Regions from separate parts of the Mus musculus genome. Here region 1 is linked to region 2. A link is a loop called in an ENCODE intact Hi-C map of the cell type or tissue named here. Cell type or tissue: left cerebral cortex. All regions are shown on one strand. Each heading gives the region's core, and the rest is flanking DNA. Links, peaks and the distances in the headings are about the cores only.

Region 1 (11,336 bases), core at 1,056-9,055, 69 kb after region 2:
TGTGTTCATAATCTGAATTTAACTAAAAACAAACAACAACAAACCCTGGAATTTTCAATTAAGTCTGCATTTCTTACCTTCTGTCTTACTTTTTTCACTTTAGTTTTACATGTGAAGCCACATGTGCTGGGGAGCTTTACCCAACAACTTGACATAAGCTAGTCTTGCGTGGGAAGAGTCTTAGTCATGGGTTATCTGCATCAGGCTGCTTGGTGGGGGTTACCTTGTTCGTTCATTGATGTCAGAAGACCTAGCCAGTTGTGGACTGCACCAGTCTCTTGTTTTAATTTTCCATGAAAGGAACATAAACATACCACATGGTTCAGTTTTATCTCTGAATTAACTTCATTTTCAGGTAATTTATGGCATCAGATATTAAATTTGTGTTTGAAGTCTTTGAAATGACTGTTGATATATGTTAGTCTCCTGCTGTTGTTATCTGTAATTAGTTGCAGGTTCATTGTTACACAGCTATAAAAATGGCCGTGGGAAAGCATTGGGATGTAAGCTCAAAGTGCTCGTGTCACAAAATTTGTGATTTCATTTTTTTATTTATTGTCATTCATTTTCAATGTATTTATTTTTCATTTTTCTCTAATTAAGGAAAACGTGTCATGGAGGTAGACAGAGTCCTGGGTTCTGTGACAGTTTGACATTTACACAGATTTTTTTTTTTCAGATGAATGTTAATTGAAGGTGATATAAAATTTGGTTTAAGACAGTTGGAAGAAAACAGTCCTTTAACAAAGTCTTGCTGCTACATGATGCCCCTTTTACAACTGTGATTTTCTTGTGTTCTGTCAACTATAAAGTGAGATTCCATGGAGGGAATACCAGGACTTCCGGGCTGTGCTCATTTCCGTTGTGGCAGGAAGGTTAGCCTTTTGAAAGCAGGTACAAATGAACCTTTCTCCGGAGTTCTTTTCCCTTCATCTGAGGTTATCTCTTAATCCCAGCATTTTTCTGCGCTTGCTAAATGGCTCAAATATATATTTTATTTATTTGGGTGTGCCAGAGGCAAAAGACAGGGTGGTGTTGCTAATAGATGCTCAGAATAGGCTCTTTACTCTCATGTAACTTCATTACAGAATAGGGAAGTTGACTGAAGGTAAGCCATTGCCTCTCTATGCTGGTCTAGAGCAACTTAGCTCAGTTTTCCTGTTGGATTCACGGCAGTATTAGTGCTGTGTCTGTGTAAATAGAGGATGTGAAAATAAGTCTGAAGAGTGTATTTGATTGCTTTATGACTCCATAATCAGATTACTAGATTCATAGTTACAGGTTTGTTTTTTTTTTAAAGACCTTGCAATATGAAATGCTGACAGTAAGCATCAAAGTCAAAATACCAGATTCTATTCTCATCTTGTCAAATCAATGTTATTAAAAGCCACGGGTGGCAGGTCAGAAAGCTCACTCGCTATCACTTGCCATCTGTGTTTTAATGCTGAGCTGCACCACTTCTGGATAATCTCAGCATCATTGTGCTGTCTGGGCTGCAGGAGCACAGCACGCTACGTGATTATTTATTGAGTTTCTTCTTTGGAATGGAGATTATGAGAAGGCCAACAGCTGTGGCCGCAGTGGCTTAGAAGAAACTTAACATGTTTTGTCTCTTCTCTCCCTCTCCCTCTCCCTCTCCCTCTCCCTCTCCCTCTCCCTCTCCCTCTCCCTCTCCCTCTCCCTCTCCCTCTCCCTCTCCCTCTCCCTCTCCCTCTCCCTCTCCCCTCCCCCTCCCCCTCCCCCTCCCCCTCCCCTCTCCTCTTCTTCTCTTTTCTTTCTTCCTTTTTTTTTCCCCATTCATTCTAGATTTTGGATTTGGTAAAGGGGAATCATTACCAAGTAGCCTGTCAGAAGTACTTCGAGATGACACATAATGTAAGTAAATTGTTTAACTTTATAGATTGGTTGTATGTGGCTTGTTGCTCTGTGTTTTGTTTGGTGCTTTTATCATGGCATGGTGTTACTTAAAAGGTTTATAAAAGGGCCAAACAACTAAGATGGACCATACCAGAAAACCAGAAATACTATGTGGAAGATGTGTCATAAGACGACCTGACCACACTAGAGCTGTACCCACCGCTCCACATCTAGGTTCAAGGTTGTTAAGGTTTTTTGTGAAGAGACAGATTGGAAAACCTTTAGGCTTTATGATGTCTATCACAACTAGTCAACTGTGCCACAACATTGCAAAAGCTATCATAGAAAATACATGTCATAGCTGAGAACATATAGAAGTTTGTCCTTAACAGCAGTTTTCAGTCTGTGGGTCATGACCCCTGTGGGGTTGAATAACCCTTTCACAGGGGTTGCCAAAGACAATTGAAACACACAGTTATTTATGCTTCATAACAGTAGCAAAATTATAAAGTAGCAATGAAAATAATTTTATGGTTGGAGGCCACCACAACATGAGGAACTGGATTAACAGGTCTTGGCATTAGGAAGGTTAAGAACCACTGATCTATAAAGAGGGCCAGAGCTGACTCAGAGGTCTTAGTCTGCCAAGTCTTCAACACGGTTAGATCTGGAACCTTAGCTATTCCTGTCCAGAAGAACCAATGGCACTCTTCTCAAAGAAAGTCTGATATATTGTGGCTGCTGCTTAATAGTCATCTGGTCTGCTTCCCTGGTCTCCTGTGTTTGTACGTACAACCATGTAGCTGCAAAGGAGTCAAGAAACAGGATGATGATCTTGCCTGCCTCCTTAGTACTGAAAGTCCTGAGGGTAATGTAGATGAGCACTGAGCGCTTCTGGCGGACACAGTGGGGCTTGAAATCTGGAAAGCAAGAAGCACAGGCTCGAGAGGCCTGCAAGTGGTACACCGGAGAATGTATGCCCTGCTACAGCATTCACGTGGACAAAATCCACAGCTCTATGCAAGCCAACAGGAAACATGTCTAGCACAAATTCAGCCCGCTGGGTCCCTCATTCACAGCCGATAATTTGGACATGGATTCCACATGGATTCCAAACCCAGGACACACATCTAAGTGTACCGTAGGCTTTGGAGGTCCATGCACCTCCTGAAATAGCTTGTCACTGAATCCTGATGTGCACTGTTGTGGATAGTGGTGTCCTGAGCCCTTCCCTGCCCCCAGAAAGGTGCTGTTTTTGTTGAGCCCATTATCAGATACTGTGCTAGATTTTATATTCATGTTTTCTATTAAGCTGTCAAAAGATTTTTAAAAAAATTCTCTTATATAAATTGCTGAATTTATAAGTGTTCATAGGAAAATTGTCTTATCAATAAATGATAAATAATATGAGTCTACGTTTGTGGAACCCTTAATCCATACTACGCATATCACTAAGTTCTTTGAGCCCTCCAGCCAGGCACTAATGTAACACATTGATGAACACAGCATAGAGAAGCAGAACAGCCCAGGGAAGTTCTTGTTGGAATGGAACATGGATTTGAACCTGTGCTATCTAAGTCAGTAAAGGTCTGATTGCCTTGCCATGCTCTATTTCTGATACTAGAGTTGAAGGAAATCTGGAGGTTATTCCTGACAGGAAAATGCTAAACACTGAGGCACATTCAAGGTTAGCAGATCTAACTCATATACTATGGCTTATGTATGGGAAACTGTGATTCCAAATGACTCACTCCACCTGTCTCCATTGACCAAAGGAACAGGTAGAGCTAGAGATTGGCCCGCTGTGAATCCTATCTTCTACATCTAATAGGAAAATATTACCTTTGGTGAAAACACCGTATTTTTATAAAATTTGAAGTATTTATTGTAAGCAATAACAAGGTTTCTTTAGCTTGATCATGACAGGACCCACATAGCATCCCGTGTCTGGGCTTCTCAGCACCAGCCTTGAATACCTGCTCAGCGAGCACTTCTGGGGTGGTCCCGGGTCAGCACCAGCCTTGAATGCCCTGCTCAGTGAGCACTTCTGGGGTGGTCCCGGGTCAGCACCAGCCTTGAATGCCCTGCTCAGCGAGCACTTCTGGGGTGGTCCCGGGTCAGCACCAACCTTGAATGCACTGCTCCCTGAGCATCTGTGTGGCAGGTCCTGGGAAGATGGGAACAAATGTGTATTTACCTAAACAGGGACCAACCACAGACCAAGGTGTAGATACTGTCGAAGTCCAACTTGGTGAACCAGTGAGTTTTATTACACAGGAATATGGGTGAAGGTTACTTACAAAAGCAGAAATTACTCAAAGAACAGCATCATCAAACTCCACCCCAGCATGAATAAAAACTTAGGAAATCTGGAGCATACTGTACAACCTGCAGGCACTCAGCAGTTATGAGTGTCCTTCCCAGGTGACACATTTGCTCTCAGCCTTTTTTAGGTCCCTTGTCTGGTCTTGACTTCCTCTGGTCAGCTTAGCTTACCTGCTTCTTCCAGAAATGTCAGCTTCTCTGAGAGTTTCTGAGCAGTGCTAACAGCCTATCTGTGACTAGAGAGGGAGAGAACCCAGTGAATCTGCAATCTCAGGAATTTCCTGACGCTTATTGAATCATTTACTTCCTGAGTTTAAGGAGCTTCCCTGCAGGGTGGCATAGTTCATCCCTTTTAACATGTGTGTCTCAAGGAGCTTTCCCTTAGAACATCCGGTCGTGTGTCATACCCCCCCCCCCCCACACACACACGCGCGCACTTGCGCGCACACACACACACACACATTTTTGCATCCTTTTTCTCACAGGTTTCCTTCCCAAATGGAATATTTTAACCTCAGAGGAGACTACTTCATGTTAGAACCTAGTGTCTTGCTTAGCTTGCTTAGCTTGAAACTTTTAACTTCATAATATGCTCTCCATCATTTGTGAACCTTTTAAGTAAAAAGCCTCCAAACTTTCAGGTTTGAGATCCTCTTATCTTTAATTTTTAAAAATAAGTTAGGTTTAAGATTGAGTTATACTAAATTATCCCCTCCTTTTCTGTGTTTTGTTTTGTTACTACAGCTTGGACAGGCCTCAGTTGTTATATAGCCCAAGCATGACCTTGAGTTCCTCATCCCCTGCCTCGGCCTTCTGAGCACTGGGGTAATAAGCAAGCGCTGTACTGAGTGAGTCACGGCCCAGCTCACCGAGTTCTTAAACATGGCCAGTGCAACGAGGGCTACTACAATTGCCTGTTTCAAAATCTGCCCTAGTTTACTGAAGATGTGCATCGAAATCCTTTCCGATCTAGAAATAGGGTAGCTTAGACTGTGTGAAAACCAATGAAACAAGGTTGTGGGGATTCTCTAGATCGATTACTATAGATTTTTAAATGCAAATACCTCCATTTATTATCTTTAGAGTATAAAAATAGAATCTTTTTTATTACTCACTTCCTGCCATCCCATCTCCCTCCCCTGTAAACCTCTGGGCTCATTTTCCCCAGGTCTCTGTGATGAAATTCACTTAAGTGCAAGTTTTGAAAATGAACTCCTTAATTGGTACCATTTGTAGCAGCCCTGTGATAGCTCCATATGGCTCTGTGGTAACACCAGCTGCCTCATTACAAGCTGTCATCTCAAAACCTCTTGATTAAAACCCAGATATCCCATAGGTAGGCAGCATTGCTCCCACTCTTCCCTTCTGCGTTTGCCGGGGCACACATACGAGACCCATTAATGTGGAGGTCATTGTGTGGAATATGTTGATTCCTCCAGTGGCTGTCAAAAGCTGACCTCATGAAAGCTGTCTGCCTCAGTGGTTTTCGGTTTTGTATTTCATGTGCAATGGTGTTTTGCTGACATGCGTGTCTGTGTGAGGGTCTCTGAAACTGGAGTTGTGGATGGTTGTGAGGTGCCATGGTGGGTGCTGGGAATTGAACCCGAGTCCTCTGGAAGAGCAGCCTGTGCTCTTACCACTGAACTGTCTCTCCAGCTCCCAAGGAGTGGTATTCAAGACAGTTGCATGTTGCTGCCTCATGTCATTTGCATTCCTGTAAGCTTTGTAAGTGGAAACATCAGGCCTTATATAGGTTAATCTCTGAATCTTAACTTAAATTGGCTTCTTTAGAGATTGATCCCTTTGAATATTGACTGGAGGTATATTTTCCAAACTGTAGAGCTCAGCTTCTTCACCATCATATAAATTGCTACAAAAGTCTTGTGAAAACCTATCACGTTTTCTTAAAGCCACACCACCATCTCCCATTTAGAACCCCATCGTAGCTTCCTAAGACATTTCTCAGAGTCTACACATGCCTCATTCCATTTCTTCCTTCTTCACACAGCAGGGAGTGATATTTACACTAATGGAATTTGATTATTTCATTAACCTGCTTTAAAGACCTCTCTGTGGATTTCCATTTCTCTGAAGATGAAATTTGAAGTTTATAATGGGTTTTATTAAACACTGTCCTGGTTCTTACTAGTTCTGTGGACCCTCCAGGTTAATCAGTTACATGCTTTATATCTGAGACCACTTCCTCCAAAGGCCCATGTACAGCCCACAGTAGGGCCTTTAGGGGTGGGATCTAGTGGAAGGAAGTTAGGTCATGGAGATGATGTGCTGGGATGTTGGCCATTGCTCTCCACGCTCCCATTGTATGATCTACTGCCTCAGTGCAGGCAGCATCGGACAAGGGACCATGTATAGAAATCCCAGAACTCTGAGCAGCAATAACCTTTCCCCCTTTACAGATGGTTTGAGTATTTTATCACAGCAACACAAGGTGCATAAAGATGAAAAGGCACCACAGTGTGTCTCTCTCCTGATACCAAAACATAATTCAGAATCATCTACAAAGAAACCATCACCATCTGTAGCAGTCGGTGAGGAAGGGGAAGCAGAAGCAGCAGGGGATTTGTGTACGATAGTGATGTGTTTCCACATCATGGCTCAGGGGTTCCCAAGAACGGAGGGAATCAAACAGAGTTGTATCTGTATTTTTTGTTGAGTAATAAAGAAAATGGCAATTGCAAAAAGAGGAATTTGGATAGTGTCCTTTCCACAGGTTGACTTTAAAGAGTGCTTACTATCATTTTGGTGTGATTTCCATTTGTCCCCTTTCCATAACAAGCACACCAAGTTTATTTTTCTGAGCAAGAAAAAAGACTACATGGACCCGTATTCTTCAATACAAAAGGGAGACAGGGTTCACCCAGAAGTGCAGTAGAGTCAGAACATTAATCACACCAACAAGCAGCTTCCAGACCACAGGTTTAGCAAACTGAGTTAGGGCTGTGTGTGGTTGAGAGAGAAAGCCAGAAACACCACCCAGACCATGGCAGCAGCTGGTCTCAAACCCCTGGGCCCTGCTGCAAACGGTTAGTAAAGGTATTAAAGTGGAAATTCATAAAAGTACAGGACTTAAATATATTTAAAGGTAAGTCACTTAACTCTCCTTCCTTTGTCAATCCTGTGATGTAAAAAGCAAGGAGCTGTTGAGTATAGTCTGTGGTTAAATTCAATTCCATCTCTCTTTCATACCTGTAATATGCAAGCAACAGTTTCTAGGTTGGGTTTCTTTAAAGTGGGAAGAAAAGGTGTAACCGTGACTTTTTTCTTCTGGGAACTCTACTGCATTTTAATTGATTTATCTTTCTTGACTCTTAAAACATGTGACTTGGATTCCATAGAACCACAACTCTTAAACTTTATATTCCATTAGTTTACCCCATAACAAGCCAATGTCATAGCACCGTTATTACACCCATTTCACAGATGAGAGAGTGAGGCTTAGAAAGGTTATTGTGAGAGGCAGGCCTGGTGTACAAAGTGAGTTCCAAGACAGCCAGGGCTACACAGAGAAACCCTGTCTCAAAAAACAAAAACAACAAAAACCAAAAACAACAATGAAAGGTTATTGTGTTTTGTCTTGCTCACCATGAATTCTGAGACTTCGGTTTAGTTCCGTTATCATCTGCAGTTATGGCTGTATTGAATACTTTAACAGCTTAAAGGAAAGTGTTGAAAAATCCCTCATATTACAAAAAGAAAGAAAATCCCCCTTATATTACTATTTTGCCAGGTATTAGATGACTTTTGTGAGATTTTTCTTTTGTACAGGCTTTGTAAAAACAATCTTTAATGGGGCCTGGAGAGAGCTCAGTGGTTCAGAGCATTCTGGTGATTCTTGAAGAGACCCAGGTTTGGTCCGCAGCACAACTCTCCGTAACTCCAGTTCTGGGGAATCCGGGATCCTTTTCTGGGGACATTTGCATACATGCAAACAGAACACTTGTGCGAATACATAAAAGAAAGAAAGCTTTTAAAAATAATATTTAAAGCCAAGTTTTATAAAACTTTGCCAGTGTATTTGACTTTGCATAAAGCCTTTTAATATCAGAATATAAGTACTCTAGTCAAAAGGCCTCAGTTCCATATGTTTGTTTAATTCCATCAGTGTGTAGTCCTGTGTATAGTAGGACATTTTCAATGTGTTGTGTGTTGCGCACCCCTCCCCCCATTCTTACCCTCTTGTTAGGCCCTTTGTTCCTTTCAACAGTTTCATGTTTCCTTTCATACCATAAACACATACACGATTTTAATGTGTGTGTAAAGTCTGGGAACCACAAACAAGGGAAAAGAGAATGTTCATCTTTCTCAGACTGCCATAAATTCCTTACTAGGATTATCTCCAGTTTCCATTTTTCTGCAAACAACATAACTTCATTCATGGTGCACACAAATATTCCATTGTATGTATGTACCACGTTTTCTTTTATCCATTCCTTGGTTGCCAGATGGCTAGGCTGGTTCATAACTTACCTATTGTGAATAGGGCTACAGTAAACAGTGATGTACAGATATTTCTAAGATACATTGACCTCGGTAAATACCCATGAGTGGTGTAGCTGGAGATACGTTTTCATTCATATAAATCCAGTTACTAGCTTGATAACTGAGTAAGCTATTTACTCTCTGTAGGCATTAGTTTGCCAGACTATACATTGAGGAGGTTCAGTTTAAAGGAATTGTAGTGTCCTCATGGTCTCTGATTTTCTGTACATAAAATGTGACACTTTGTGATTGAAATGTTTGAACTTCTTATGAAACACATCAGCTCTTTCAGGAGCTAAAGGAAATCAGATATAATAAAGAAGTTCATGAATTATGGTATTGTTAATAAAATTATAAATTTATCATAGAGCATCGAGGAAACACTTAGAAGTTAAGCAGCCTCCTCGTTAAAAAGATAAAGATTGCTTTCTTGGTGATCTGGGTAAAACTATATATATATATATATATATATCTTAGAACTGTCTATAAAGAACCCATCACTTCACACCACAACCTAACTAAAATGCCTGGCCGCCATTTATTTAGCTGCTAAAGCAGCCTGGAGCTCCTCCCCAGGAGGTGCTCTTTTTCTGTCATCCTCTACTGACTGAGGATGAGCAGTCTTAGCTCTTTCTCCCTCCCCGTCCACATTAACGCACCAGACATTCTGTGTAGATCTGATCACACCCACTCCTCCTTAGGGACTCGTACAGTTCCAACTCCCTTAGGCCTAGAGAGTTATGCAAAACAGACCTTGACTTTCCAGGACCTCTGAGGTGTGCTCCCCACCAGTCTGTCTAACCTATCATGGCTTCTATCATGAGCTTTTTACACCAGGCCATGGAAGTAAGGCACTTGCTCCCCAGGCGTCCCCTCCACGGCTTCTGCAGCCTCTGCACCACCTGCCTCCCCCTCCAGGCTTTCGCCTTCTCCCTCTCCCTCTCTGTCTACCCAGCCCCAGCTCAAACCCTTGCTCACAAAACCTTCTCCCCTCCACCTCGCAAGAGTGACAGGCATTTATCTGTGGCTCCTACAATTCCTATTTCTGAAAATGATGTTTCAGCTAGGAATTACAAGGCTGTGGTTTTCTTTAGCTTTAGTTTTAGTCAAGTGCATTCTCATGTTCTGAAAAACTACTGCTTATAACACAGCCATGTATATAATAAGCCATGTGTATAGTAAGATGTGAAGTATATGACTGAATGTTCTGGGCTCAACTCAGTAAATATTCATTAGATACCTGCTATATACAAGTGAGTTCAAGACAAAGAGTTGGGTGTTAAAAGCTGAAACATGGGGCCACAGACCTGTGGTCTCAGCTACTCAGGAAACTAAAACAGGAGAATTACAAATTCAAGGCCAGCAAGGCTCACACAGCCAAAGAATAGATACAAACACTGTCTTTAACAAATAAGTAAATAAATAGTAAGATAAATAAGACATAGTATAATGGTTTCTGGGCTAAAAATAGCAAATGAAAATCCCACATTTATAACCAAGCAAAGCTGGAGCCTAGTGGTGGCTGTTGTCACCTGTAACTGCAGACAGGAATGTTGGGCTTCACTTCAGGTTGTGTGTCACATAGCAGCAGTCCAACCCATTAACTGAGCTGAAGAAAGTGACTTAAGGGTCACATTTTAGGTAGAAGTCTCCGTTATATTATGCCACACACTGAATATAAAAGCCTCCTCAGTTTTCAGGAGTAAATGCTGTATATGTTTGCAATCCTTTCTTTCACCTTGGCTCAAGGACAGTCATACAGATCGTAGCTCCATCCTTGGGCAAGATCCTTCTCAGTTGTGTTACCTAAAAACCCTGAAGACCATTGGTACTTTAGCTGAGTGCATGGAGTAGAATGTGGTTATGTCACCTGGCACACAGTGGGTGGGCAGTAAACATGGAGTAGAATGTGGTTATGTCACCTGGCACACAGTAGGTGGGCAGTAAAAACTTGCTGATAATAAGATGTTTTTGTTCATCATTGGTAAATTTTAGGATCAAAATCAGAATAATACTGCTTGCCCCTCCATTCTTTTGATTGCTAAAGGCACAGAGTAATGAGAAGAAATACGAGCTAATCCTCAAGGTTCAGTGTTTGAGGAAGAGAAATAGCATAAGCTCTTAGGTTCCCACTAGGTTTAAAGAGATTTTTCTACACCAGGATGGATTACAGGATGCCCCCAGTTAACATGAAGAGGTTCTGTTAAGTAGGCTTGCTTGTTCAGCCTGTTCATTATACCAAACGAGATTCCGTATGCCAGACTTAAGCTTTGAAATACACTGGTGCCAGGGACCAGAATCAAAATAGTCAAAGTGATTTTAATAGTACTTCAAAAAAGCTTGGCCCGAGATGTGCTAAGCCTCTTGCTAAGGCCTAGGGATGCAGTAACGTGTGCACCACCAATGACTATTGTAACACAGAGACTTGCCCAGGTATGTTTCCCAGACTCTTACTGTCGGGCGGGGAGCCAGAGCCCAGGTGGTACACATGCTAGAGAAGGGCCCCACCACTGAGCTGCACTTCCAGCCAGCCTTGTGCAGTGTTATATTTTATTCTGAGTATTCATCAGCAGACACTGGAATTGAGAGTGCACAGGATGCCGAGGGCTGAGTGGCCATCCACAATGTTGCAGCTCAATTACTGTGAGCGGAGG
Region 2 (11,336 bases), core at 1,151-9,150:
GCAGGCCCGGTAGAAAATGGAGATGTGTTAATAGTTCAGGGAGAAGGGCCGGAGGATGGACAGAGATGAAGGACTTGAGGAATTTGCCCGTTTGGAGTGAGCAGCTGTCTTGTGGCGCTGTGGTAGAGAGGTGTCTGCTTCCATCTAGAAGAGATGCTTAATTAGGAAGCTGTGGAAACTGACAAGTGCTTGGAGAAGTCCAGCTTGTCTGTTCTGTTCTCAGAGAACTGGCTTTTAAACCATCTAGATAGGTTAATTAAATCTGCTTAGAGAATAGCTTTGGTTCTGAGACATGGAATCGCTAACAATGAAAGTGATATTTTGCAGAGGGATTTGGCATTAAGAACTACATTATAGGATAGGCCGAACGTTTGCCTATAAAATCTGATGACTTTGATAATCTTTCTGGTGGTGACACACTAGGCTGGCATTTTTCCTAGACCCTAAAGACCTGCTTTTGCTAAAATTACAGCATATTATTGTGTCACAGTCTTATATTTTAAATTCATAATTTGTGCATGTGTTGACTTAGGTGAAACCTGGAATGCTTGCTAGTCATTATTTGATCAAATTATGTTGTTGTTTGTTTTTGGATCTGTTCTGCCACGAACTTACAGCCCCAACCCTGAGACCCACAGTAGAATATTTTAAACATTGTATCGCTATTTTTATTGATATAATATAAACATCAGTTTGGTAAGTTGTTTTCTGATTTTGGGAAATCTTTCCTGAGATCAGCAGTGTGAGGATACAGTGTATAATAAATACCAAAGGATGTCTTGTAGTCTGTTACTTTTCCTCTGACTTTGTTTTAGTAGAATATAAGACCTCTTTTAATGAGAGATTTACTTGTTTTGTTGTCTTGAGTCTGTTTCACATTCTCAGACTACATCGGGTGGATGAGTGTCTTGACTTCCTAGTGGAAGTTCTCAGAGGAAAATGCAGTTCACATGGCTGTGAACACACAGAAGAAGCCGGTCTGTCTGCTGTTGGTTTGATGCATGGCATTTATTGCAAGGGTTTGGCTTTCAGTTTGGTCTCCAGGCTTCATTTGAGGTCACATTTCAGAGTTAAATACATTTAGTTTGTTTTGAGTCTTAGGAGATGTTCTTGGTTTCTTTCAGTAATGTGGTTGTGAAAATTATGGAAATTATGAAGGAGTCGGTGTGTATTCCGATTTCCTGATTACTTAGCCATAAGTGGAAGTTCCTCTCCTTAATGCTATCATTTTCCTAGTATCATAACTGGAAAGCTTTTTATACATCTTAATGTTTAGTGCTTTCTCAGATTTTCCATACAGAGATAACATGCTTGTGAGTAGAGGCTCGTCCACAAACTCAGATGTCTGGGCTCTTTTCTTACATTCCTTTCTCATCATTTGAAGTGTAGTAACTTAATTTATGTCCTCAAGACAACGTAGTTGGCTTTCACTTTTGTTTTGCTTCTCTGTGCTCCTGCCTCAGCCTGTGCTGGAAACATGGAGTTATTCAATCCTGATGAATTAATGATTAAGTCCTTGATTTAAAGCAGAAAGCGTTCTCTCATATTTGTGCATGGCCTCCCTGGCTGCCTCCCCTCCTTAGTGTCCCCTCAGCTGTCCTGTTTGTCTTCAATGTTACCCGCCCCTCCAGCCCACCACTCTCCTGACCCTTTTCTCTGATTTCAGCTAACGGCCAGGTCGCTGCCTGCTGTGCAGTCCGATGAACGACTTCAGCCTCTGCTCAACCACCTCAGGTAACAAAGGCAAAGCCTTGGCACACTTTTCAGTGCTAAACTACCTCAGTGTCTAAACATTGCTTTTTATTTGCTTGAATTCTGTAAGTCAACTTGAATACTTGGCTATCCTTGGCTAATTCAATAAGAATATGTAAACTATTTGTTTACACATTTATACTATTTATAGATTTATACTACACACACAGTGCATATGTATATCTATGTGTGTGTCTATAAATAAATAAATAAACAAACAAATAGAACTATTTATACATTTATACCATCTCCTGACTATTTGATCTCAGGTATTAAAGTATAAATGATTGTGACTCTTTTATTTGCTCCGAGTCATTCTCTCTACATTTTTATTTAGCCTACTTATATTTACAAGACTTACATAGTCAAAAATACTGTTTCTCTTTACAGTTTCTAAGTTTTAAGTTTTTAAAGATTTATTTATTTTATGAGTATTCTGCATGTCTATATGTGTGGGCACCATGTTCTAGCTTTGTGGGAAGAGGTCAACTGGAACTGGCTTGTGAGCCTTCTTGTTGTTTCGGGAACTGACCCCTGGTCCTGTGCAAAAGCAGCCAGTGTTCTTACCCACCGTACCATCTCTGTCCCCAAGCTTCCCTTTCTCCCTTGTCACTCAGAAATTTTATATTCAGGCATTATTGTTTTTCATCTTTTCCACTGCTTCTTTTCCTTTCCTTTGCTCCCCTGGGGTCAGGGACTTTCATTTTTCCATGTAATTGATTTTGTGGGGCAAGGCTGTGAGGTGTGGTTAAGGCTAGTATTCCTGGTGTCTACTAGCATTCATCCTATATACATATGCTTCACCTCCTAGAGCTGCACTCACAGGTCAAGAAACCCAGACCTCAAGTTTGAGTATGTTGTTCAATCTTCACTCTCTGACCCTTCTAAGTCTTTTGATTTTTATCTTCAAAGTATCTCTCTTACTTCACTAGCTTGTTATCCATTTTCCTTAACTCATGCTTTTCCCTCTGATGTAGTTCACACTCCTGCCAGATGTGATTATGTTCTTGGCTTTAGCTGCTCTCTGTCTGTTGCCCTCCACCCCCTTCATTCTGCTTAAAGCCTGAGCCTGGTGCCTACTCTGGAATTCCTGCTGGTAAGAACTATAACTGGAGAATGGTTGTGTGTCCTTTAGGTCAGGTGTCATGTTCTGTGGTCATGTAGTTCCTTCTTTTCGGCCTGACCCAGACAGAGGCAGTTTCCTGCTATTGCAGGATTTGATGCTGTTATTGTCCTCCCACTGCCCGTAGCCAGGGTTATATCCCACACCTACTAGGTGCCATGTGATCTGCAGAGTGAAGTGCAACATATGCCTACAGATGTCTCTGATATCTTTTGTTTTCCTTCTGAATGAAATTCTTATATTTTATAAATCAGTTTGCCCTAAAATTTTGCTGGTTCCACACGTAAGTAAAAGAGGTTGCTTCTTAGCTCTAGTGGATACTTGATTCTGTGCAATCATGACAGATTCGCTTCCTTCCATCTCAGTATGGTAATTGTCACCTAGAATTTAGATTAACTACCGATGTCTCTTTGAGTCCTTGAAACTTGAACAAACTGTACATTTGTTTAGGGCTTTCATTCTCCATGGAGTTCATTCAAGACTGGTTGCTAGGCAACTAGGCCTGGATGTTGCTTTTTTATTGTTATTAAACCAAATGGCTTCTCATTTTATTACTGTGTCAGAGGCATCTGTAGGTAGGGTGGCAGCTGGTGTGCATAGCTTGGCACCTCCTGTTCTACAGAGTAACCCTAGGGGATGTGCCTTTCAAGCATGTTGGATTGTCTCTTGGCTGTCAAGTATGATGTTTTTCTTTGATCTTTCCTTTTTTAAGGCCAAAGTGGCAAAGAACTGGGCTAAGGACGTAGCTCAGTGGGTAGAGTGCTTTTTATAGTGAGCATGAAACCTTGAGGTCGATCTCTCTAGCATGACATCAGCAGGGTTTGGCAACATATGCTCTTGGGAGATAGAGGCATGATGATTACAACTTCAAGGTCATTCTCCACTGTGTAGAGAGCTATAGGCAGGTCTAGGATGCATGGGACTTGAGGGAGAGGGAGAGGGAGAGGGAGAGAGAGGGAGGATGCTGATCACGTGACTTGAGAGAGTCTAATGGCAATCTTGTTAGGAAAAAATAATTATTGAGTTGCATGAACTATATAACTTGTGTGACTTGGAGGGTGTTATTGGAATCATTATTTGTCCTAATGTTGGTGCCTCTAATGATGAAAGAGAAAAGATGAATAGCATTTGAATAGCATTTTAATTAAATTTCTCAATAAATCTCATTTGGGAGATTATTCTGATACCTATAAAAGTCAAAGGAACAGTAGAGAGAAATTGCCGAATTATTTTACAGAATCTCGTCACTCAGAATTAGTGCAATACTTTTGCTAACCTGGTAATGTAGGCCATTTTGTTATAAGATATTACTGAGACTGAAGATGTAGCATATCCATATTTTTTCATTGAATTTAGCTCTCTTATTAAAAGTTAAACACAGAAAACCATTTGCCTGAGTATCGTGTAGAAGTAAGTTTATTTTCACATTAACAGTACTCAGTAGTTATTGAGTGCCCACTATGTGTCAATTGAGTGCCCACTATGTGCTGATGAGGTAAGGTACAGTTTGTTATCAGAGAATTTACAGGTTTGGCTTCATCCAAGAGATCACTGTGTTAGCGGGTTACAAACCTTTGCTAATCTTTTGGTTAGAACAGGATAGCAGGCACACAGCTTTATTAATTAACCTGCTTACCCATGTGATGTCTTCCTTAAATGATGGTATCAAGGCTCACTTGCTTTACATTTGTTCTTTCTAACTCAGTAGTGACTCAAATTGGCTGCTCAAATCAGAGGAAGCCTTAATCCTACTTGCAGAGTCTTTAACTCCAGGGTAGAGGAGGAGACTAAGGTTGCTGGTGAATTAGTAATTTCAGACAATTTAGGTTTCAAATGATTGCAAGGAATATGTAAAGGATGTGAGTAGCTAGGTACAATGTGAGGGTGGTTTTAATGTGGGCAGTGTTTGCTGGTCACTCTCTAGGTGATGGCTACAGTCAGGGAAATGGCTGAACTTACCAAAGAGAGATGAGAGAGGAAATAAATGTCTTGAATCCACAGCATATCAGAGTTTTAACCATATGGGCAGCAGGGCGTGGGAGTGGGGGTGGGGTGGGAGATGAGTCAGAAGAGAAACTGGTAGAAATACCATGGAGAGATTTTCCCTAAGGCCTAGCCAGAACACACTGAGAGGACATTGTTTCAACGATGCCAAAGGAAAGCATGGAGTATTGTCACACACCACCGGGAAGTTAGGTAAGAGGTGTACAATGCTGACTGAATGTAGCCCTCGGACTTAGCCACAGTGTTATAATAATGGTACAGCTGGAAGTCTGTGTCCTACCAAGGAATAAATAAGAAATGAGGCCGTGGGGACCGGACATGCAGGCTTCTCTTAGGCTTCACCCTAAGGCAGGGAAGCAAGAAGGGTACAGTCATGGGCTTCTAGGTTGAAGGAAGTTCTAGTTTTTCTGTTAAACGTGCAGGGGTTTCTGATCATCAGTAGACGTTTCCTTCCCTCTTCTCTCAGTCCCTCCCTCCACCCCTCCTCCCTTTCTCCTCAGAGAAGGGCACAGCTCCCATGGATAGCAACTGGCCTTGGCTTATTAAGTTGCAGTAAGACTAGGCACATCTTCTCCTATTGGGGCTAGATAGAGACAGCCTGTGTTAGGAGTAGAGGAACACACGTTTATGGGTGAGGGAAGAGGTCTGTGGGACCTAGAGGGAGCATAGCTAAGGGAGTCAGGCAGGAGAGGGTACAGAGGAAGAGAACCAAGGACTCACAGGGGTTGGCACTGATCTTCATAGTATGTGAGCTCCTGTTGAGAAGATCCCACAGGGATAGCAGGCAGATGTGTGTCTGTAAAAGGGGGTAGAACTTTAGAGAAAGTGCTCCTCATGAAAGCTTAGTTTCTTTAAAATGAACACTACAGCCCACCCCTCTCCTCAGAAGATGGTCCTTTGTAGCCCCAGGGACTTGGGAGATCAAGACAACCGGTGACTTGAACCCTGGAGTTCCAGGCCGTGAGGCTTAACACAGCAAAACCCCTTTTAGAAAAAGATGATGAATGAATATTTCATAAGATACTTCTTGTTAAAAATTTTTGTTAGGAATATTCTTCAATTAGGAAAGTTATCTGATTTTGAGTTGCTGAGAAGCCAAACAGAACAACCAAAGAAACTCCCCCCCCCCCCATGATTCCAGACTAGGAGAGAGAGTTTGTATGGATACCTTCTGTTTTTCTTAAACCAGGCATCGTTAGCTGTCCGTGTAAGCTCATTGTCGCCCCTGTGGCTCTCCCCCTGCATTTTCTAGGCATGGTTATTTAGCGTACTGGTTTATTTTTGAGCCGTACAAAGATCTTTGGTTATGTTCCCATGAACCTAGGCATTTACTGTAAAGGAGAATCTTTTACTCCCTAACCCTGGTACACATGAAATACTATTTATAAAGTAGTATAATTTTTAAGAAAACATGTATTTGTTTATTTATGTATATGTGTAAAACAACTTGCAAGAGCTGGTTCTCTCCTCCTGTCAGTGGCCCTGAGGACCAAACCCAGGTTAGCAATGGTGGCAAGCACCTTTACCCACTGCCCCAGCTGCCAGCCCCTCAGGCTCCAAGGGTGTATAATAAAAAGTATTATTTCCACTTACTACCTCACTCAGAATTTAAAGTATGAAAGCATGAGGTTAGAGAGGAAAACTTGGATACCAGTTTTCCATACAGTAATTTGCCAGAGATTTTATCCCTTAAATATACTGTAGTGCCTCCTCATCATGTGTGTACCTCTCTTGCACCGTCCACTTGAAGATAGGAATGGTGCGTGTGGGGATATGTTACCAATCACCTTTCTTGTTATTCTTTTTTTTTTTATTTTTTTATTAGGTATTTTCCTCATTTACATTTCCAATGCTATACCAAAAGTCCCCCCCCCCCCCCAGTCCCCTACCCACCCACTCCTCCTTTTTGGCCCTGGCGTTCCCCTGTACTGGGGCATATAAAGTTTGCAAGTCCAATGGGCCTCTCTTTCCACTGATGGCTGACTAGGCCATCTTTTGATACTTTCTTGTTATTCTTATTTAATGTCTTGCCCCTTATTGAAGAATAAATAGCTTTTAAACCATGGTTGTTATACTTTTTCTCCTAATTCTATTATCCTGTTTCAGCTTGAGTGAATTAAAACTTAAATAGTGCTAATACAACCTAGCAGCCACGGGACAGTTCTGTGCAGAGGATTAACTTGTACAGCATCCTGAATCTGTAAGGTAGTCTTACTGATCTTACAGCATTGCTTACACTAATGAAGCACCTTGCTTCCTCTCTATTGCAGTGTCACATTCTTATAGTTGCTTGTATAGAATTCCTGTTCCCACTGCAGTGCATTTGCTTACATGCACGTGTTTCTGTTCAGGCCTCTTAAGAATGTGGTATCACTAATCCCATGTCAGACATCAGACAGGCAGCCTCTGGAGAAAGCTTCTCCTGGTAGGCACAGTGATAAACTGAAGTGTTTTCTCTTTGAATAAACTCTCATTTTCAAATCAGAACATTGCCTTGGTATTCATGTGTCAGTTGTGGTAGAAATGAAAGTAAATGTTAGCAAATGGTTTGTAGACTGGGGCTCCCACCAGTCAGAGGCCGCAGTGAAAGCCGGATTAATCACAGGCGGCAGCTGTCGCCAGCTCTGTCTCATTCCCAGTTTCGTGAACTATGTATTTTCTTTCATTCATGCAGCAACACAGCTTGTAGTTCCCTGATTATTGCAAAGCTCTGTGCAGTAAATTCATAAGATTATTATATTTAAGGTTATTCAGGGTCATTATAAACAAAATAAATTAGGATATATAATTTTAAATTTATAAGCTTAGAATTATATTTTTTCATACCTGTATCAATAATGACCATATCTTCTTAAGGATATATTTGCTAAACATTGGATTTAGAGTTTTTAGATATGGTTCCTTAACTCCAATCTATTTACAAACCAACATTTTTGAACACACACATGTCTATGTATATCTTACTAAGTAGAGAAAAGGCAAGTCTCAGGAGAGGTAGCGTATGCACATGGATTAGTTTAGGAATTTAAGGCTGGCTTAGCAGTCTTACCAGTGTGTACTACTCTTCAAGAAGACGAGCGTTTCATGTCCAGGACTCATATCTACCTGTAGCTCCAGCTTCCACACACACACACACACACACACGTGAGAAAGAGAATGGGAGAAATGAACTCTTCTCCCCAGCGCAGCCATTGCTGACTCTGTTGTAACCCTATGGGTATTTGCATGTAATTATAAAGCAGCTACATTTTGAAACAGTTCTTTCACCTACGTCATAATAATGTGACAAAGTAGAAGTTGATTTTCACAACTCTAGTGTTGAATGCCTGCACATTGTTCGGTGGAGAGCAGGCAGCTCTGTCTTTTGCTTAGCTCCTCTGTGTGTGTATGAGGAGGGAGTTGAGATTCTGTGTGATGAGGGAATTTGCTTTGGAGGAGAAACGCACTAACACTCCTATGCTGGACTTTCTCTCTAACATTGATTGGCCTCTAGATAAGTTAAAAAAAAATCAATTTTCATCTGCTGGGTCAATCCAAAGCTCTTTCCAAGTACAGAGGGCTGAGGATAGGGGCACTGGCTTTCTGAAAAGACCCAAGGATGCACTGTAGCATCTACTGTAAGACATTGGCAACTGCACAGGAGTTTTGCACAGTTGAACTTTCTGGGAAGATGGCTGTACTGATGATTCCAGCAACCAATAGTCATGCAGCTACCTTATGCTCATCACATACATATGCCCAGAGGTGATGGATCACAAAGCTTAAAACACTATCTATCAATGGTGGAATCCACTTCAGGGTTAGTAATTGAATGTACTGTTAGGGGTTGGCAGAAACTCAGGAGATGGGAGAAGCTAGCTGGAAGAAGTATGTCACTAGGAGGATGCGCCAGGATGCTATATTTTATCTTAGGCATGCACCTACCCCCTCTCTTTCCCTCTCTTTTTCTCTTGGTGTGTGTGTGTGTGTTTCCTGGACACCACAAAGAGAATAACCTCACCTATCACATACTTCTGGCTCTGTGACATTCTGCTTTACCTTAGACCCAAGCAATGGAGTCAGCCTACTCTTCTGAAACCATGACCCAAAATAAATATCTCCCTCCTTAAGGTAATCGTTGGAAGTATTGTTACAGTGGAAAGATGACTTACATGGGTAAGCTCGTAAAAGCTTCTCTTCCAGGGTGTGGTAAGACATTTGGGTAACTGAAGGTTATGAGTCATAAAGGGAGGGTAGGTTCTTTACTTGGTGTGGCTTTTGTCTCTTTGTGTTTTCCAATGGTCTTAGGAGACCCTTGTGAAAGGGTCCGTGCCTCCCAGCTGAGCAGTTTATCTGTGCAGGAGTATAGCAGAGACTGCACAGAGGAGGGACAGTTGACTAGGACCTCCTGCTTCAGCCAAGTGCTAAGATGACACCACCCCTGGCTCCAGAGTTCTTCATGGCAGCTGAAGGTGTGGATGAGAATGGCCTTCATATATGCTTGCATGTATAGTCTCCAGTTGATAAATGGTTTTGGAAGGATTAGCAGGTGTAGCCTGTGGGTGTAGATGTTTTCGTATCAGAGGAGGCATGTTTATGGGGGTGGGCTTTGTCACTTCTGACAGTCATGTTGCCCATGGATGAGGGTATAAAGCTCTCAGTGACTGCTCCAACACCATGCCTGCCTGCTTCCTGCCGTGATAACAGTGGACTAAACCTCTACAACGGTGGGCAAGCCCCCACCTCAACGTGTTCTCCTTTATGAGTGCCTTGCTCGTGGCCTGTCTTAATCCCAAGAGGACAGGAGCTAAAACAGCAACACTACCTGCCCAGTCATTTTCAGTTATTTACCTGGGTGGTAATAGTCTAGAGTGTAGTCTCTATGAGAGTAAAGAATTGGCACATCTTGTTTACCTTTGTTTCTCTGTTACTTAAACAATGACCGTCATAGTAAGATACTAGTGGCCATGAGAATCTAGTGCATGGGTGAATGAATGCATGAATGAATGATACAAGCTCTACACTTTTGCAATTCGTTCACTTTTTCAAAGTTGCTAAATACTGAGTTTGAATGAGATCGTAGTTTGTTGATGGTATTCTGAGTGTCAAACCCAGAGCCTCTCTCGTGATAATGAAGAATCTACTCTAGTCCTGAGGTGACAATTAGGCCCATAGTCACAGAGCTTTTAGTCATTTCCATTTCAACTCTTTACCTTCTCAGGTAGGAGTTTTGTCTTTGTGACTTAACAGATTGTCCATGTACACAGGACTTTCCATTCCTGTGTGACTCTGAAACTTACTGAATCTCACAGACTAATATTTAAGTAGCAAAGCTGTTAGGATTTAATGCCTGAAACAGAACTCAGACATGATGAGCCTTCAGTGACTGTTTCAGGATTAAAGGAAAATGCGTTATGTGATTCTTTGAGCTGTGACTTTTAGTAAAAATCTCACTAGCTGTCTCCACACCTATTGCCTGGCCACCCCACCCCTGCTAATGTTGAATAATTGAAAAGCCTACCCAGTTTCCCCAAGCACAGAATCCTTGCTATCTGTGAACGAATGTGGTGGTGGTGGGGTTGTCTTAGAACTCCATGAACAGGATTCTAGCTCAGAAGCTTTCTGTACTCTGCACGCTATTTGTAAGGGGCCGAGAGTCAGCCAACAATTATCATGTTGATTGTTGCTGGGACCTGCATCACTTAGGGATTGATTGCCCTAGCTGTGGTGATGGGAGTGAAGAAATGGCAGACATAGTTCAGAAGAGCTAGGATTGGGTGGGGATGGGCTCTGATGGAGACCGGCAGTGGCAGGCAGAAATCCTGTGTTTATTATGTACAGTGTCCAGGAGAAGGGTTGGCTGGTCTGAGCAAGCGTCTCTGTAGGGATTGATCTCACGGGGAGGATGGTTTTGTCACAGTGGTTTTAGCAGAAGGTCAGCCTTTAGCCAACATTGTACTCAAGCAGGGGACAATTTTGCTGTTCTCTAGCTTTACCTGCAGAGGGCTTTGCTATCCCCTGGGCCTGAGGCATTGGAGTCTTTGACACGGCCATTCTCACGTCAGCAGCACATCCACTTAGGACTTCATCTCTTCTCCATAAAGTTTGCAGGAAGTTCATCCTTCTAGCCTTTATTCTTCCAGCCTCTTCTTCCTCACTACTGCCCCAGCAGGCACCCTTTCTTAGTCTTAGGGATCCTGAACCACTGCCAAGCAGCCTGTCCTAGACCATCATTCACTGAACATTACACCACCAGAATATGCACCAAGAATAAAGGGATTGTAAGACATTTACTGGTGCAGGCAGAGATTTGTTAGTGGCCTTGTATGGTTTTTATAACATATACACATGCGTGCACACACATGTATGTTATATGTCTATGTCATATGTTTTTATGGCATATGTGTGTGTTTAATTTTATGAGTGTGTGCGCAAGAGAGAGTGACAGACTCATAGACATACTCACATTTTGTAATCC

Evidence for each region. Hi-C counts contacts between places; a loop is a spot of excess contacts. Peaks named below come from ENCODE experiments on the same cell type or tissue, not always from the same donor. Only the 100,000 strongest peaks of a DNase experiment are listed, where the experiment ranks them.
Region 1: it touches region 2 in a loop (2.5-fold over the local background); 1 of 42 quality-filtered maps calls a loop at or near these places.

Annotation. Positions count from the first base shown.
Region 1 is chr1:33,454,592-33,465,927 of GRCm38, reverse strand. It overlaps Prim2 (DNA primase, p58 subunit), which reads left to right. Exons shown (of 14, transcript NM_008922.2): 13 at 1,807-1,875. Among named protein-coding and RNA genes, the nearest start is that of Gm23453, 38 kb to the right of the region's middle. In left cerebral cortex, for the core only: no CTCF peak of the experiment used is centred there; a DNase peak (open chromatin) is centred at 5,457.
Region 2 is chr1:33,523,694-33,535,029 of GRCm38, reverse strand. Prim2 (DNA primase, p58 subunit) reads left to right here. Exons shown (of 14, transcript NM_008922.2): 8 at 1,667-1,734. Among named protein-coding and RNA genes, the nearest start is that of Gm23453, 110 kb to the right of the region's middle. In left cerebral cortex, for the core only: no CTCF peak of the experiment used is centred there; DNase peaks (open chromatin) are centred at 3,362 and 4,927; H3K27ac peaks cover 702 bases.